Regions from separate parts of the Homo sapiens genome. Here region 1 is linked to region 2. A link is a loop called in an ENCODE intact Hi-C map of the cell type or tissue named here. Cell type or tissue: CD14-positive monocyte. All regions are shown on one strand. Links, peaks and the distances in the headings refer to the core of each region. The heading gives the core; the rest is flanking DNA.

Region 1 (8,937 bases), core at 551-8,550, 58 kb before region 2:
TCTGGTTTATTTGTTATTTTCTAGTTTCTAGAGTTGAAAGCTAAGTTCACTCATTTTCAATCTTTCTTGCTTTTTAACATCTGGATTTAACATTATAATTTTCTTCCTGATAAACAATTTTGTTATTTCTCAGTGTTTGAGATGCTTTGTCCTCCTTGTCACTGACTTCTAAATAATCCTACTGCCCAACCCTGTGGGAAAATTACCCCCACTGATACAAGACTTTACCATGTGACTTACTTTAGCCAATAAAACGTAAGTGGAAGTGCAGCCCACAATCTGAATCACAGTGTGATTCCATCATCTTTCTTTTCTTTCTACCAGAAGACCAGCAGTGTCCCACACAGGGCTGTTTCTTCAGCCTGCACACCAGACTGCAGATAACAAGGAGAGTGACAGCTGACCTGGGATGGTGATGGAGCGAGGGAGAAATAAATCTCTTGTAATCTCCTGATACAGTCTTAAATTCTCCAGTATGCATTTCTAAAGAGTTAAATGTCTTCCTATATAGCCAAAATAACATTTTCACATCTAACAAAATTAACATTTATTTCTTTTTTTATTTTTTTTGAGACGGAGTCTTGCTCTGTTGCTCAGGCTGGAGTGCAGTGGCACGATCTCAGCTCACTGCAACCTCTGCCTCCAGGGTTCAAGCGATTCTCTTGTCTCAGCCTCTCAAGTAGCTGGGACTACAGGCTTGTGCCACCATGCCCGGCTAATTTTTTGTATTTTTAGTAGAGATGGGGTTTCACCGTGTTAGCCAGGATGGTCTCAATCTCCTGACCTTGTGATTCCTCCATCTTGGCCTCCCAAAGTGCTGGGATTACAGGCGCGAGCCACCATGCCCGGCCCAATTTCTTAATATTATCTAATACTTAATACATACTCAAATTTCTTCATTTGGCTTCCAAATGTCCTTTATAGCTGGTTTGTACAGATCATGAACTAACCCAGAACCTCATATTCTATTTAATTATTATTATTATTATTTAACTGTCTTATTACACTGATTTTTTTAAGAGACCAGGCCTCCATCATATAGTTATGTTTTTCATCTCCTATGACCAGAAAGTGACCCAAGTGGTATAACTTTGGTACAGCATCAGTAACCAGTTTCCCATTCTTAGAGCTTTAAGGTCAACTGATAATCCTTGCCTGAATTGATAATTTCCTTAGGTACTACAAATGATTCTTTCAGTGTAAAGTAACGGTATAAATGTAAATGTAACCTATAAATGTATAAATGTAGAGTTTTCCCCTGTCATCTGGGATTATTTTGGTTTCTGCAGTAGAGTTGCTACTGCAAAGGCAGGATAAATGCCTACTTCTCCCTCGTTATCCACTTTCAAAGTAAACAGTTGTTTCAAATGGTGACACACAAGCTTTCTCTTACTGTTATAGACTTTGGATTTTTGGAGATTTGATGTGTTTCAATCAACTACAATCATTTTTCTTTTTTGATGTTCAAAGTCTTTCTTACGATATCCCTAATGATTTTTTTTTTCTTTTTTAGCTGGAGTGCAGTTGCGCGATCTCGGCTCACTGCAACCTCCAACTCCCTGGTTCAAGCAATTCTCTCGCCTCAGCCTCCCGAATAGCTGGGATTACAGGCACGTGCCACCATGCCCAGCTAATTTTTGTATTTTTAGTAGAAGGGTTTTACCAGATTGGCCAGGATGGTCTCAACTTCCTGACCTCGTGATCTGCCCACCTCGGCCTCCCAAAGTGCTGGGATTACAGGTGTGAGCCACCGTGTCCGTTCCCCAATGAAATTATTAATCCTAGTAGAATTCTTCACATGGGGAAACAAAAGCACAGGAACCAAAGTCACTGGACTCAGTAAGTCCCTAGAAATGATTAAAAGGGGAGAAAACATAAGACAGATAGGCAGGATGACAGCCACAGTCTGCCTGAGAGCGGCACAGTACATCACTGTGTACAACAGAAATCTGATTTGTCCCTTCTTGTAGCAATCCAAAGAACAGGGGGCCACAGGCAATGTTAGCTCTTAGAAAGAATCACCCCAAAATCATCATTGTTCACTTAAACAGCCAAACTGCTTCACCAGCTCATGCCCCTTCAAGCCAACACACTGTGTAGGTCAGATAAAGAACTAGTTGCACACCTTCAGTGATTAACAATCTATTTGGTGCCAGGCTGTGGTGGCACACACCTGTAGTTCCAGCTACTCAGGAGGCTGAGGCAGGAGAATCACTTCAGCTCAGAGGAGTTTGAGACCAGTCTGGGCAACACAATGAGACATTGTCTCTAAAAAATAAAAATAACCCATTTGGGAATAGTCATTGAGTTAACAAATATTTACTGTTAAGATGATGGGACAATAGGGCTAGGAATGATGGCTTATGCCTGTAATCCCAGCACCAAAGAGGCCAAGGCGGGTGGATCTTTTGAGCTCAGAAATTCGAGACCAGGCCGGACACGGTGGCTTATGCCTGTAATCCCAGCACTTTGGGAGGCTGAGGCAGGCTGATCACTTGAGGTCAGGAGTTTGAGACCAGCCTGGCCAACATGGTGAAACCCCATCTCTACTAAAAATACAAAAATTAGCCGAGCGTGGTGGCACGTGCCTGTAGTCCCAGCTACCCCAAAGGCTGAGGCAGGAGAATCGCTTGAACCCTGGAGGCAGAGGTTACAGTGAGCCGAGATTGCACTGTTGTGCCCTGGCCTGGGCAACAGAATGAGATTCCGTCTCAAAAAAAAAAAAAAAGGGTTGGGCGCAGTGGCTCATGCCTGTAATCTCAGCACTTTGGGAGGCCGAGGCAGGTGGATAACCTGAAGTCGGGGGTTCGAGACCAGCCTGACCAACATGGAGAAACCCCGTCTCTACTAAAAATACAAAAATTAGCTGGGCATGGTGGCACATGCCTGTAATCCCAGCTACTCGGGAAGCTGAGGCAGGAGAAGTGCTTGAACCCGGGAGGTGGAGGTTGTGGTGAGCTGAAATCAGGCCATTGCACTCCACCCTGAGCAACAAGAGTGAAACTCCATCTCAAAAAAAAAAAAAAGAGAGAGAAAAGAAAAGAAATTCGAGACCAGCCTGGCCAACATGGTGAAACCCCATCTCTACAAAAAATACAAAAATTAGCCGGGTGTGGTGGCATGTGCCTGTGGTCCCAGCTACTTGGTAGCCTGAGGTGGGAGCATCACTTGCGTCCAGGAGATGGAGGTTGCAGTGGGCCAAGATTGGGCCACTGCACTCCAGCCTGGGTGACAGAGTGAGATCTTGTCTAAAAAAAAAGAAAAAAAAAAAAGATAATTTGACAATAAATATTAACTATCAAGCGATCAGCACTACTGAGACTCTAAAGAGGAAGGAAGCCCTTCTAGCTGTAGAGGTCTTGGGAGTTACATTGAAAGAGATGGGGTTGGAGTAAGGCCTTGAGGACTGGGTGGTAATTTATTATATGAAGATGGGGTTGGGAGGGTGGTACCCAGCCCATGGGATAGGGAGCACTAGCAGGAGAGGACAGAGTTTTATATAGGATTATAGGAATATAAACTTCGGTGTTTTATGGCCAGGTTATATATGCCTTTGAATTCCTGGCTAAACATTTAGATGGGATGTTGTAAGTAATAGAGAACTACTGTAGGTGTTTTCAGTATAAGGCGGAGGGAATGATGGCTAGGCTCTTGAATTTAAGTTGTAAGGATCAGGCTCAGAAATCCACTCCCCTCTTCTAAGTTATTGATAACTAATACAGAAGAATCATTGAGAAAATCTAAAGTGAAAAAAAACCACCTACAGGGCAGTTTGCTTGCATTTGCGTTAGATGTGCACGTCTAAAATTTTACACACAGAATATATCTGGAAGAACACAGGAGCCACTGGTGGCTATGGCTGCCTCCCAGTGGAGAAACTAGGTGCCATTTACTCCAAATCACTGGTTACAGTGATTCTGTGACAAAATTAGCTAGATGAGGAAGCAGTATTTAATTTCATTTTGGTTTGGTTTAGTTTTTAATTACAAGAGAGGATGGGTGTTGTACAAGAGCATAGGATGTGACATCAGAGGGTCCTTATGACCCAGCCTCTGCTGCCTTTCTATGACTATGTGTGACTATGTGACCTTAGGAGAGACACCATCCTCTAAGACTCAACTCCCTCATCTGTAAAACAAGGACAAGAAAACATCCTTTACAGGGGTTTGATGAGAACCTACGTGAAGATGATATAAAGCACCATGTGGACCAGGCACAGTGGCTCACGCCTGTAATCCCAACACTTTGGGAGGCTGAGGCGGGCAGATCATTTGAGGTCAAGAGATCGAGACCAGCCTGGCCAGCATGGTGAAACCACATCTCTACTAAAAATACAAAAATTAGCCGGGTGTAGTGGTGGGTGCCTATAATCCTAGCTACTGAGGCAGGAGAATTGCTTGAACCTGGGAGGTGGAGGTTGCAGTGAGCCGAGATCATGCCATTGCACTCCAGCCTGGGCAACAAGAGTGAAACTCCGTAAAAAAAAAAAAAAAAAAAAAAAAAAAAGGCAGCATGTAAGTGAAACTTTGAAAACAATTTTTTATTTTTATTTTCATAGAGACAGCGTCTCACTATGTTGCCCAGGCTGGTCTCAAACTCCTGGGCTCAAGTGATCCTCCTCCTCAGTCTCCCAAAGTGCTGGGATTATAGATGCAAGCCACTGTGCCCTGCAGAAACTTTTAAAAAATGATTACATCAAAAATGTTTCATGTTCTGAAAATGCCTTGAGCGCTGTAGATTCAGTTCCAATTTTTAAATACGGACATGCAGCGCCGGTGAGGTTAACAGGCAGACCTGGCAGGTGCAGCCACTGCTCAGCAGAGTTCCTCGGCAGGCCAGGCGTGGATGGAAACTCCAAATTTCCATCACAAGGCATCAGATTTCCCCTCTCTAAGACCAAGTAACTAAGCAATTTTTACAAATTATGCACAGGATGAAGCTTTCTGAGAGGCTGGGGTGTGCTGGTTTTATCCAGCCATGGCGAACAGAAGAATCACCTGCCTCCTTCCCCAGCCCGACCCTTTGCCCAGCATCAGGCCCCTGGCACAGTCATATTTCAGAGGAAGGTCTGGTGAGCTCTTGAGTTTCTGGTGTGAGGTTTGAGAGGGATTTGTGGAGTGTCACTTCTGGAAAGCAAACCGTAATACAGAGCACTAACTTAATTGTTATTCCTAGGGTTTTCTGCGTAGACATCTTACCACAGACAGCGTTAACAGAAGCAGTTGATTCTCAGGGCACTGTTCTGGAAATGGTGTAAAAGAATGGATCATTCCTCATTTTGCCATTCATAGACAAGTCTCTATTAGGCAATAGAAAAAGTCTGTGCAATTGTATCAACTGTAATCTGGAAAGTAGCCACACCCTCCTTCCAGAACTTCCCTCTTCACACACAAAGCTTTTTCCTTTTGAAAATGAAATTTGTATTCTATTTATAGGAAGAAATGTGTGTTTCTTTCTCAAACTATTATCTAAGATTACATCAGTTTCACATTACATCCAAGCTGACCACTTTCTTCTGAGTGGCAACATAAATTTACATGGACCCAGTGAATTTTGCCAGTGCATCATGTCCTAGAATAAGGGCAAAGCTAATAAATTGCTTCATTTATCCAAGAGCAACGCCAGATTGAAGGCACACACAAAGGAAAATTAATACGCGAAGGAAGAAGACAGAAACAAAGGAGAAGCCAGGCACAGTGACTCACGCCTGTAATCCAAGCACTTTGGGAGGCTGAGGTGGGTCGATGATTTGAGGTCAGGAGTTCAAGACCAGCGTGGCCAACATGGTGAAACCCCGTCTCTACTAAAAATACAAAAAATTAGGGCCGGGTGCGGTGGCACATGCCTGTAATCCTAGCACTTTGGGAGGCCAAGGCGGGCGGGTCACAAGGTCAGGAGATGGAGAATACCCTGGCCAACACCGTGAAATCCCGTCTCTACTAAAAATACAAAAAAAAATTAGCCGGGCGTGGTGGCGGGCACCTGTAGTCCCAGCTACTTGGGAGGCTGAGGCAGGAGAATGGCATGAACCCGGGAGGCAGAGCTTGCAGTGAGCCGAGATAGTGCCACTGCACTCCAGCCTGGGCAACAGAGCAAGACTCCATCTAAACAAACAAACAAAAAAATTAGGCGGGCGTGGTGGTACGTGCCTGTAATCTCAGCTACTTGGGGAGCTGAGGCAGGAGAATTGCTTGAACCTGGAAGGTGGAGGTTGCAGTGAGCTGAGATTGCACCACTGCACTCCAGCCTGGATGACAGAGTGAGACTCTGTCTCAAAACAAAAAACAACAACAACAAACAACAACAACAACAACAAAAAACAAAGGAGAAACCAGCGTGCTTTTAGTACAATGTCAGGAAATTATTTAACATAGCCATTTCGACATGCTAAATATTTTGCAGGTAGAGACGGTCCCTGACAATGGTTCACCTTTAAGATGGCATGAAAGTGATATACGTTCAGTAGAAAGCAGTATGATACTCTTTTGACAAGCTGGGCCAGTCCCTGTCAGCCACACCATAAACTGTGTTGCTCAGCTGCAGGTAATGTAAGAATGTTGATTGCGTTTAAGGTAGGCTAGGCTAAGTTACAATGTTCTGCATGTTAGGTGTATTAAGTGCATTTTCGACTTATGATATTTTCACCTTACCATGAGTTTATTGGAACGTAACCCCATCATAAGTTGAGGAGCATCTGTATTTCAGTATTTAATACAACAACCTTATGAGATAAGTGTTATTCTTATCCCTATTTTAAACCAAGGAAACCTCAAACAGAATGGTTAAATAACTTGGTTAAGGTCATGCACTAAAACCTATTCTCCATAAGGACACTTCTTCCCCAGACACCCTTTCAAATGGGGCCTTTCTTCTCTCCCCTACTCATCTTGGACCACTGGCCTGGAGGTGAAGGAGGTATACTCATTTCTCCCAACTGCTGCTTCAAGACCACCATTCCTCTCTTCTTCAAAGCTTTCAGCTTTGAAGCTGTCATCTGAATATTTACTAAATATTCAGCTTTGTTGAATCAACTGTAGACTCGGGTCACTGCTCTGAATTCCTTGAAGAGTTCCATTCCCTGTCACTTCAGATTCTTGGTGACTTCACAAACAGTCTTTCCAAATGCCCCGCCTGCCAGTGCCTTGACCACCTCACCTCCAACAATGTTGTCATTCTACCCTGGACCTGTGCCGGAGGCCAGCTCATTGCTCACCAAATCTGTTTCCTCTCCTTTCCGGGCAGGCTACATATGCACTTCTCCTTTGTAACAATGGCTTCATGACTGAGTTCTGGACAAAGGGATTTGCAGTCCTCTGCTTGCTCTCTCATTATTTGCTAGCCAGATGGAGAGGATGCAATGGAGTGTTATAAGGCCCTGGAACAGCGCAGTCCAGTAGAAATGGAAGCCAAGTCACATATGTGATTTTAAATTTTCAAGTAGCTATATTTAAAAATGCAAAAAGAAACAGGTATGGCTGGGCACGGTGGCTCACACCAGTAATCCCAGCACTTTGGGAGGCAGAGGCGGGCAGATCACTTGAGGTCAGGAGTTCGAGACTAGCCTGACCACCATGGCAAAACCCTGTCTCTACTGAAAATACAAGAATTAGCCGGGCGTGGTGGTGCATGCCTGTAACCCCAGCTACTCAGAAACAGACAGGAGAAAAACTTGAACCTGGGAGGCGGAGGCTGCAGTGAGCTGAGATCGCACCACTGCACTCCAGGGTGGGCAACAGAATGAGATCCTGTCTCAAAAACAAAAACAAAAACAAAAAACAGGTAAAATTAATTTTAATAGTACATTTTATTTAATCCAGCATATTAAAAATATCATTTCAACATGTTATCAATATAAAAATTATAAGTGAGGTATTTTGTATCTTTTTTTCATATTAAGTCTTTGAAATCTAGTGTGTAATTTACACTTAACAGCACCTATCAATTCAAATGTTAAGTTTACGTCAAAAATACTTGATCTGGGCTGGTCATGGTGGCTCACACCTGTAATATCAACTCTTTGGCAGGCCAAGGAGGATCACTTAAGGCCAAGAGTTCAAGACCAGCCTGAGCAACATAGTGAGACCCCCATCTCCACAAAAATAAATTTAAAAAATTAGCTGGGGATGGTGATGTGAGCCTGTACTCCTAACTACTCGGGAGGCTGAGATGGGAGGATCACTTGAGCCCAGGAGTTGGAGCTGCAGTGAGTTGTAATTGCGCCACTGTACTCCAGCCCAGGTCACAGAGCGAGACCTCATGTCTTTAAAAAATCACAACAAAAAATTGATCTGTATTTAATTTTTTTATAGTAAAGTGAAAGCAAGTTTATTGAGAGAAACGAAAGAATAGCTACTCCATAGGCAGAACAGCCAATCTGTATTTAACTTCATAAAGTAGTTGCACATATCCAAATTGTTCCAAACATACTTTCAAAATATTAAATTAAATTTTTTTTTGGAGATGGAGTCTCACTCTGTCGCCCAGGCTTGAGTGCAATGGCATGGTCTCAGCTCACTGCAACCTCCACCTCCCAGGTTCAATCGATTCTCCTGCCTCAGCCTCCTCAGTAGCTGGGATTACAGGTGTTTGCCACCATGCCTGGCTCATTTTATTGTATTTTTAGTAGAGACGATGTTTCACCATGTTGGCCAGGCTGGTCTCAAACTCCTGACCTCGTGACCCACCCGCCTCGGCCTCCCAAAGTGCCGGGATTACAGGCTTGAGCCACCGTGCCCGGCCAAAATTTAAATTTTTAAAATGAAAAATTCAGTTTCTTAGTTGCTCAAGTCACATTTCCAATGTTTAGTAACCACATGTAGCTGGTGGCTACCGTATTAAACAATGCAGTCCAAGCCACCATGGAAAGAGCCCAGGACCCTGAATGACTGAGCTGACCCTGAGCAACCCCACCAACAAGCCTTGGGTTGCGATTTGAAC
Region 2 (8,937 bases), core at 449-8,448:
AAGTTCCCTTGTGCCCCTTGCCAGTCAGTCCTCGCCACTTCTCAGGCAAACACTTTTTGATTTCTGTTACTATAGATTAGTTTTGTCTGTCCTTGAATGTTGTATAAATGGTACAGTATAGTATGTATTCTTTCATGTCTGACTTATTGTATTTAACATATCTTTAAGATTTGTCCATGTTTTTCTGCAAATGTATTTACATATTTTTTATTTCCAAATGTCCTTGTTGTTCTCTGAATGTTCCTTGATTTACAGCATTTGTTCTTGTTTCATGGAGGCCTTATCTTCTCTTTAATCTCAAAAGATAATAATTACAAGTTTTAAAAAATAGTCTCTTCTATTCCCTGCATCGTTCTTGTTTTCTACAAGTTCTTTTCCTCTGATTGTTTTGGTTCTGTCTTTCATTTTGAAGAGTTTTTTTTTTTTTTTTTTTTTTTTTACAAATGACAATTGATCTTTGTCTAGTCATTCATATTTAAGAGTGAAGCACCAAAAAGCTGACTATAAGCTATGTGGAGTCCAGCTTATCAACTGACAAGAGGGATCAGGTGGGATATCTCCATACCCCACCTGAGAAGTATCAGCCTGCTTGCTCTCATTTGGGGAACTGAGATGGGAAGGAGCTGAGGGTCTCCCTGAATATAGTATTTCACTTCCCACAGCTCTCCTTTGGGCCTCATGTTCTTGGGTCCTGCTTCTGTCTGGTTCTTTATGACTCTGCTGGGGTGGCAGAGGCATAAAGAGACTATAAACAACATCCAAACGAAGTTAAGTCAGTGGCAGTCAGTAAGTTCTATTCAGCAACATTTATTGCGAGCTTGCTCTGTGTGGCACCCGTCCAATGAGCACATTTCAAAGGTGAGTGACATTAAGGATTAAAGTTACTAATGAGGATACTGGATAAACCTAAGTTGCTCGGTAGAAGGTGTAGGGTGAAAGTGGACAACATACCTTGCCATGAACAAAGGATTGTGAAACACATGCTGAGAGAAAAATTGGAAATAATAATGGAAAACATTATTGAGTGCTTATTCCATGCTAAATATTTTCTGTAGTGCTTTATGTGAATTCCTCATTTGATCTCCATAGTAACCCTATGAGATAGCGTCCATTTTGCAGATTAGGAAACTGAACCATAGAGAGGTTAAATCTTGCCTAAGATCACCAACCTAAGAATCACACACAGGCTGCACCTTGTTTTTTTTTTTTAGACCGAGCCTCACTCTATCACCCAGACTGGAGTGCAGTGGCATGATCTTGGCTCACTGCAACCTCCACCTCCCAGGTTCAAGTGATTCTCCTGCCTCAGCCTCCTGAGTAGCTGGGATTACAGGCGCTCACCACCACGCCCGGCTAATTTTGTATTTTTAGTAGAGACAGGGTTTCACCATGTTAGCTAGGCTGGTCTCGAACTCCCGACCTCCTGTGATCCATCCGCCACAGCCTCCCAAAGGGCTGGGATTACAGGCGTGACCCACCATGCCTGCCCTGGCCTGCGCTTTTCACTACTACATTATTCCGCCTCTATAGAAGTAGGTGAAGTGACTTTTTCTTACCCCTCCAAGTTCCCTTCAGGATTTCTTTTCTCCCTTGTAGAGTCCCCTTCTTCCCTCTCCCCATTTGCCCAGTACTAAGTCCTTGATCTTTAGCATTCTTGCTAAAGATGTTTCCCTTCCCCTTATCCCAGTGAATTCTCCATTTTTTGCCTGTTTCAGGCTGGCTCGGCTGCTCCACACAGCAGAGGGTTCTGGGAGATGGGACCAGACCCTGGGCCATGCTCTGCAACCACCTCCCCAAGGAAATAAGTAAAGAATTGGCCTGCCATCTTTACAGCACTGTAGACCCCCTGGTGTAGTGGAAAGAGCATGAGACAGCGTGCAGGAAGGCCTTAGATTCATTCCAAATAATTTTCAGGACTAAATTCACCTCTTGGTCCTAAAGACAGAAAATGTCAGCCATGGAGCTTTGAAGGGCACCACCTCCTTGAAGAGCGGAGGTATTTCACTGAGGAGAATGGAATTAGAGGCGCACGCCAGACTTTAAGCACCCACATTCCATTGCAGCCTCCAGCTGAAAAAATTAATTGCCTGCCCTTTATGCCATTTGTCTTCTGCATGTGAACTGCCTCCTCAGAGTAGGGTGGGAGGAGAGAACGCGCCAAGCAGCGTGGAGCAGGTCCAACCACGCTGACCTCTTACAGCTGGGTTTAACTCCTGCAGTTACACAGGGCCCTGCGCCTCTGTCTCAGCAGCATCAGAACCGTCTCCTTCAGTGCATGTGACCAGAACCGCCATGCCCAGGGCTGTAGGGATTGCCCGAGTATCAGCACCTCTTAGTGGAGGGGTGTGTGGGTGTGTGTGTGTGTATGTGTTTTATCCTTTTCTGGGTTTTACCTTATTTTACTTTGGGTTTTATGGTGCCCTTTCCAGACCCACACAGTCAACACCTGGTCAGGCAAAAACCAAGTATACCCAGCATTGGGCGACATCGAACAACAGACCTCACGGGGTTTAGCACGCCTGGCAGTGCCAGTGCCCCTCCCCCATCCCCTCAGGGGCAGCGGGAAGTCCTTCTAGTACAGTAATCTCAAGCTTAGTCCCATCAGGGCCACCTGTCACCAACAGGTGTCCAGACATTGGGGAAGGTAGACACCTTAAGGTGTGATTAAGATCCCAAGCCCGTCCAGATACCCCCTACATTGTTCTTGCTGTTGGGTGCTGGCCTCTTCCATTGACCCTGTAGCTGTCACTCTGAACCGAACTGGCAGGGCCCAGGCTGGCCCTGGACAGAGTCCCAGTGTGGCTCTGGACAACCAGGAACCAGACTGTGACCTTCGCAGTGCAGAGAACATGGAGGGGCTTCTGGTGGAGCTGAGAGGGCACAGTTCACCTCTTAACAGTTTTACAAGTCCATGAAAAAGTATGAGTGTGCGCAGGTCCTTCAAGGTCAAGGACACGAGCAACCCTCCACCTCCCATTAAATCTGAAAACTTGGCAACCTCCAATTCCACTATCAAAAGAAACGGCCGTGTCTTCCCTTGGGGTGGCCGGGCCAGGCTGGATTAGCGACGCAGACGGGGAGAAAGGAGCCGGAGAGGAAGCTCCGCGATCCCGGCGCGGCCCAGCAAAAGCACACTGGCACGCCGAGCCAGAAATCGCCCGCGGATGCCTCTTCCCCCAGCTCATCACAAACCAGATCCAGTCGACAGCACAATCCAAACAGAAGAGGGAATCAGAATGTACATGTTTTGTTTGCCGTGGCAGGAGAACTGTTGAGCAGAGGAAAAAAACAAGCTGAGCTTAGCGCTATCAGCTGTTTCCTGGGGCTCTCTCCTTCCTTCCTCCGAGGGGGGCCTGGCCGCTTTGTTCTCGTTCCCAGCTGCTCCTCTGCGCCTTTAAGCAGTGGCCTTTGCAGACCTCGGAGGAATGCGGCCCTGGGACCCCAGGGGACTTAGCTCGAGGCTCCGCCCGCCCCGCATGCTCGGCCCCAGGCCGCAGAATCAGGAGCGCCGCAGTGTCGCGCGGAGGCCGCTCCTGCCCCTGGCTTCTCAGGGCTCGCTTTCTGCCGCCACTTCCTGGGCGGGGAGGGCGCATCCCATCAGAGGCGGCTTCCTGCTCTCCCTGACACCCCTGGAAGGACACCCATTTCACAGAGCCCACACAGGGAGCCCAAAAGAGGGGTCGTCACAATAACACTTTTTGCAGGCATAGAGTCTGGGGTGAAATGGCTCCCACACTGGCGTTGGTTTGCTGTAGTTCAGATCCCAGCTCTACCAGTTATAAGCCGGTCACCCACAGCCGCTTACTCAACCCCTCTGAGCCTCAACAGTTCTTGCCTTATGGGACTGTGACGAAGATTAAAACGATAAAACAGATTGGGTGTCGACCCAAAACCTGGCGCACAGCAGGCCTGCTACCACAGTATGTATTAGCGGCTGTTGTTACCATGCCTGGGTTCTGGTTGTCTCAGGCAGGACAGCTACACAAGACTCCATCAGACTGAAAGGCAGGGCCTGGCACATGGTCAGAGATCAATAGTTCCCGTTCTTTCACTTGAGCGTGTTCTTCAGTGGTTTCATGTGCTATGAATCTCTCTGGCAGCAGGCTGAGGCATACTTTCCACGGTGCCTCTAAGATGCTCAGAAGAAAACCACAAATGAAACCCCACACAGCTGTGAGGAAGCAAGACAACTGTGAGTGTCTGCTTGGCTCAACCCAGATGCAAGCTGCTCACCCACTGCCCACTGCTGCAGCCTTGGGGTCCCGCTGGCTCCCTGTGCCTCGCAGAGAACAAAGCACAGCTGCAGAGGTCACCTGAGCAACTACAGTGCCTGTCAGGTGAGGCAGAAACAATTGCAACAGCGGGGATTGTGACTGAAGGTCTGGAGCTTCTTGTACAATCATTTCTTGAGTGCCTACCAAGTGGCTGACCCTCGGCTAGGCATTTATCTACTTTGTTTCTTAATCTTCTCATCAACGCTAAAGGCAGGCAGTATTAAGCAGGCTCAGAGAAGCAGTCTGACTTGTGTAAGATCATGTGCAGGGCTGTGGCCAACCCATGAGTACATTTGTGCCAATTAGAAGGCACTCCAAATGTCTTGGTGCGTGGAGCAAACCAGCCTCCCATGTGACGTCAGCCCCCACTCTCCCATGCAGGGAGTCAGCCTGCACATCTGTACACAGCAGCCAGAGTAAGTGGCAGAACCAGGATTCAAATGCTCAAGCTCCTTTCTCCTTGACCTGCAGGACTATATTTCATCAGCTGCGCATGATCTAAATGAATGCTCTGAGCTTCTAACATGTGTCTATATTAGATTAGATGACACGGCAACCATTAGGTCCCTGAACTGTATCATGTCACATGACAGCCCCCTCCTGCCGCATCCTGCAGACCCCCTGGCCCAGCCTCTCCTTATTCCCGTGACTCCATTAGACAATGTGCAAGCCCACAGTTCCCTGAGTCCTCTGCTTCCCTCCCAGCCTTTCTGTGCTCATTCTAACTCCTTCTCTTTGATGTAATTCCAAGGCTATTTTTTTTTTTTAACATAGAGCAGAGTCTCGCTTTGTTGCCCAGGCTGGTCTCCATCTGCTAGGCTCAAGTAATCCTTGTGCCTTGGCCTCCCAAAATGCTGAGATTACAGGCATTAGCCACCACACCTGGCCCCAAGATTGATTTTGTCACTTCCCTGCTAAAAACCTTTCATCGGTTCCCCAGCACCCTTGCCAATAGGTTCAAACTCCCCTTGTGCAACTCCTCCAGCCCCTAGGGCCTGGTGTCTGCTAAACTCTCTAGTTGTATCGTTAGTCACCCCTCCCACCTCATGACTCCACACTGCAGCCAGCTGCAAAGCCACTCTGTTCTGCGACTGAGCCTCAGGCCTTGTGCTGCGAGGCCTTTATGCCAGGGTTTTCAAGTGTGGCACTGTGGATGTTGTGGGCTGAATATGCTTTGTGTTGGGGGCTGTGCTATTCATTGTAAGATGTTTGGCAGTATCCCTGCCTCTACCCACTAGATGCTGGTAGCAGTTCCCCAGTCATGACAACCAAAACTGTCTCCAGACATTGCCAAGTATCCCCAGGAAGTTTGGCACAATCACCCGCCATTGAGGACTATTGAGCTCTGCTGATCCCTTTACCTAGCGCATGCTCCTTCCTCTTTACCTGTCTGGCTTCATGTCTTTTAAGTCTTAGCTTGGTTGTCCCTTCCCCTTGGAAGCCCTTCCTGACCCTGTGACTCCAGGTCCTCATGTTGGGCTGGGTGCCCTTCCTATGTACCCAGCTCAGACAACCCTGATCACACCGTATTATCACTGCCCATGTCCTTGTCCATCCCTTTCCTCTCCTGGAACTTCATGAAGGCAGGCATTTGTTTGCCTGGTTCCCTGTTTAGTATTCAGGGTCTTTGTTTGCCTGGTTCCCTGTTTAGTACTCAGGGTCTAAGTCTGTGCTTGTGACACAGCCTTATCTAACAAATCATTCTTGACACCCCATCTCCCTTAACCCCGTATCCAAACCATCACTGAGGCCTATTCACTCTGAAATATTATATCGCCCCAATTCATCCACTGCGTTCTGTCTCCACTACTCCCTCTGTGGTCTGAGCCCCATCACCTCTTACCTGGATTACAAAGACCACAAACTACCTGAATCTCCTCCAATCTGTTTCACTTCACCTGGGGTAATCTTTTCAAAACAAAATTTGAAACATGTTGTCCCCTTCATGAAACCCTGCCACAGCTTTTCCAGTGATCAGAGACGATCACCCAAAGTCCTTAACATGGCCCATAATGCCAGGTTCCGTCTGGCCCCTGCCACCTCTCCATCTTCATTTGAACCACATTTCCTCTTACGATGTGCTTTTCATTTCCTGGCTTCCTTTTCATTTCCCCTAAAGCAAGAGATACTTGCCCAGACTATTCCCATGGCCTGAAATGCTCTTCCCCACCTGTGGGGGCTACTTGGCTCCAATCCCCTCTTCAGGTTCTTGGCCCCCACCCTCCAGCTGCTGGTGCCAGGCCAGTTTCCAGTGCCCATGGACAGGGCCCTGTGCTCAGAGGCATACCTTTACTGGGGTTTAATGCTGTTTGTAATCATTTATCTTTGAATTTGTGTCTTTTAAGTGAAGTCCAATAAGCCAATAGAGCCGTACTTGGAGCCTCAGCTCACACAGTCCCCCTCCTGCCACCTGCTTGCCTCCCCGGGATGGGTTCATGGCTGTCTGCTTCCCCACCTCCCACTTCTACCCCCACCCTCACCCAGTGACTATTGCCACTTTCTGCCTGGTAGGGGCCTGGACTCAGGTGCAGGGAGGGCTGGGGTCAGGCACATGCTTCCTCAGGTCCAGTCGTGGGTTGGAGCCCTGGGTGTCTGTGAGGGTCTCTACTCACTCTTTGAGTATCCCAGAGCCTGGGGAAGTATGACATTAAATAGCAAATCCAAACCCTATGGCTGGTTGAAAAATAGAGCATGAAAGGAGGCTTTTTCCCGATATTTGAAGAAGAGGCCCTATATTTTTATTTCACAGTGAGCCCCCAAATTTATGCAGCCATGCCTGGCTGGGGCCACTGCTTGCTGATGGCTCACAGCTGCACCCCTCCCTGGGAACTGCCTTCTGCAGCGGGGATGGCATCCCAGGCTTCCGCCCCCTTCTGGCAGCTACTCACAGTCACTGACTGCATCCTTAGGGATACACAAGTCTGGACCCCACCTCAATTTGGGCCAACTCAGAAGAGTCATCCCAACTCCAGAGCTCCCTGAAGGATGGCTGAGGTCTTAGTCCCCACCGCCTGCCGCACTAGGGGTGAGGTTCTCTCTGCCCAGTCCTGCCTTCCTCATGGCTGCATCTCAGGAGAGCACTCCTGAGTAGAAGAAACAAACTCAGTTTCTCCCACAATACTCTCAAAACACAAACCAGCCAGCAATCCATTCTGCAGCAGATGCGAGCTGGATGTCCTCTAATTCAAATCCATTATGACACTATCTCCTGGAGACAGTGCCAGGTCCTACAGGGTGAGGGCTCAGTCCCCAAGGCTGCCTCTAGGCTTTGAATGCCAGTGGCAAGTCCAGGCCTTCAAAACTTCTGACCCACCAGCTGTAAATTGAGGTCCCCACAAACCTCTCTTTGGGTTCAATTAATTTGCCACAGCAGCTCACAGAATGCAGGGAAACACTTATGTTTTCTGGTTTGTTATAAGGGATATTTTAAATGACACAAATAAGCAGCCAAATGAAGAGTCATACAGGACCAAGTCTGGAAGGGTCCCAAGTTCAGAAGCTTCTGTCCCCATGGAGCTGGGGTGAGCCACACTCCCAGCACGTGGATGTGTTCTTGTTCATCTTCCTGGAAGCCTCCACGTGATTGGCTATCAGGAAGCTCTCTGAACCCTGCCCTTTTGGGTTTTTATGGAGTCTTCATTACACAGGCATGATTGATAAAATCATTGGCCATTGGGGGATAGGCTGAAAGTCCTAACCCTCTAATCCTACCTTGGCTTTTCTGGTGACCAGTCTCCATCCTGCAGCTTCCTAGGGGCTGCCAGCCATCAGTCAACTCATTAATATACAAAAAGATGCTTTTCACTTTGAAGATTTGGAGTTGTATGCCAGAAAATGGGATGAAGACCAAACACATATTTCACAATATCATAGCTCCCCAATATCTTCCATGTGTAAATCTGTCTCAGTCTGTTTCCAGGGAGCCCAATCTGAGACACCACCGGAACCTCTTTGCTGAGTGAATTCCTTTCCTTCTAGTATCATGTAAGTTGAATTTCCCATGTGGTTTACTTTTTGATTTTCACATATTAAGTCAAATCCTCCTTGGAGAGCCCAATGTACCATGTCTTCCCAGCATTTATCATAAGTGATATTTAATACTTATTTGAATGATTATTAAGTTCCCTTTTTTTTTTTTTTTTGAGACAAAATCTTGCTCTGTTGCCCAGGTTGGAGTGCAGTGGCATGATCTCCACTCACTGCAGCCTCCGTCTCTTGGGTTCAAGCAATTCCCCTGCCTCAGCCTCCCGAGTAGCTGGGACTACAGGCATGTGCTACAATGCCCGGCTAATTTTTTGTATTTTTAGTAGAGACAGGGTTTCACCAGGTTGGCCAGGCTGGTCTCGAACTCCTGACCTCAAGTGATCTGTCCGCCTCGGCCTCCCAAAGTGCTGGGATTACAGGCATGAGCCACCACGCCCAGTCTGAATGTTTATTAAGTTCTATCTTCCCCACTAGACTGTAAGCTTCATGAAGGCAGGAATCATGTCCATTTTCTGCTCTTCCTTCTATCCCTCAATTTTTTTTTTTTTTTTTTTTTTTTAGATGGAGTCTCGCTCTGTCTCCCAGGCTGGAGTGCAATGGCATGATTTCGGCTCACTACAACCTCCGCCTCCCGGGTTCAAGCGATTCTCCTACCTCAGCTTCCCAAGTAGCTGGGATT

Evidence for each region. Peaks named below come from ENCODE experiments on the same cell type or tissue, not always from the same donor. Only the 100,000 strongest peaks of a DNase experiment are listed, where the experiment ranks them.
Region 1: a loop joins it to region 2, with 2.2 times the contacts of the local background. A loop is called at or near these places in 9 of 110 quality-filtered maps.

The regions. Positions count from the first base shown.
Region 1 is chr3:141,849,884-141,858,820 of GRCh38, reverse strand. LOC105374134 (a long non-coding RNA gene) reads right to left here and starts at 7,272. Exons shown (of 3, transcript XR_924551.3): 1 at 7,156-7,272; 2 at 241-404. In CD14-positive monocyte, for the core only: a CTCF peak has its summit at 3,858 (motif pointing left); DNase peaks (open chromatin) are centred at 4,030, 5,330, 5,690, 7,190 and 1 weaker place; H3K4me3 peaks cover 1,805 bases; H3K27ac peaks cover 3,681 bases.
Region 2 is chr3:141,791,883-141,800,819 of GRCh38, reverse strand. The region is part of intron 4 of GRK7 (G protein-coupled receptor kinase 7); the gene reads right to left. Among named protein-coding and RNA genes, the nearest start is that of GRK7, 33 kb to the right of the region's middle. RefSeq lists enhancers at 3,141-3,260, 3,931-3,990. In CD14-positive monocyte, for the core only: no CTCF peak of the experiment used is centred there; DNase peaks (open chromatin) are centred at 3,109, 4,099 and 4,579; H3K4me3 peaks cover 2,337 bases; H3K27ac peaks cover 1,804 bases.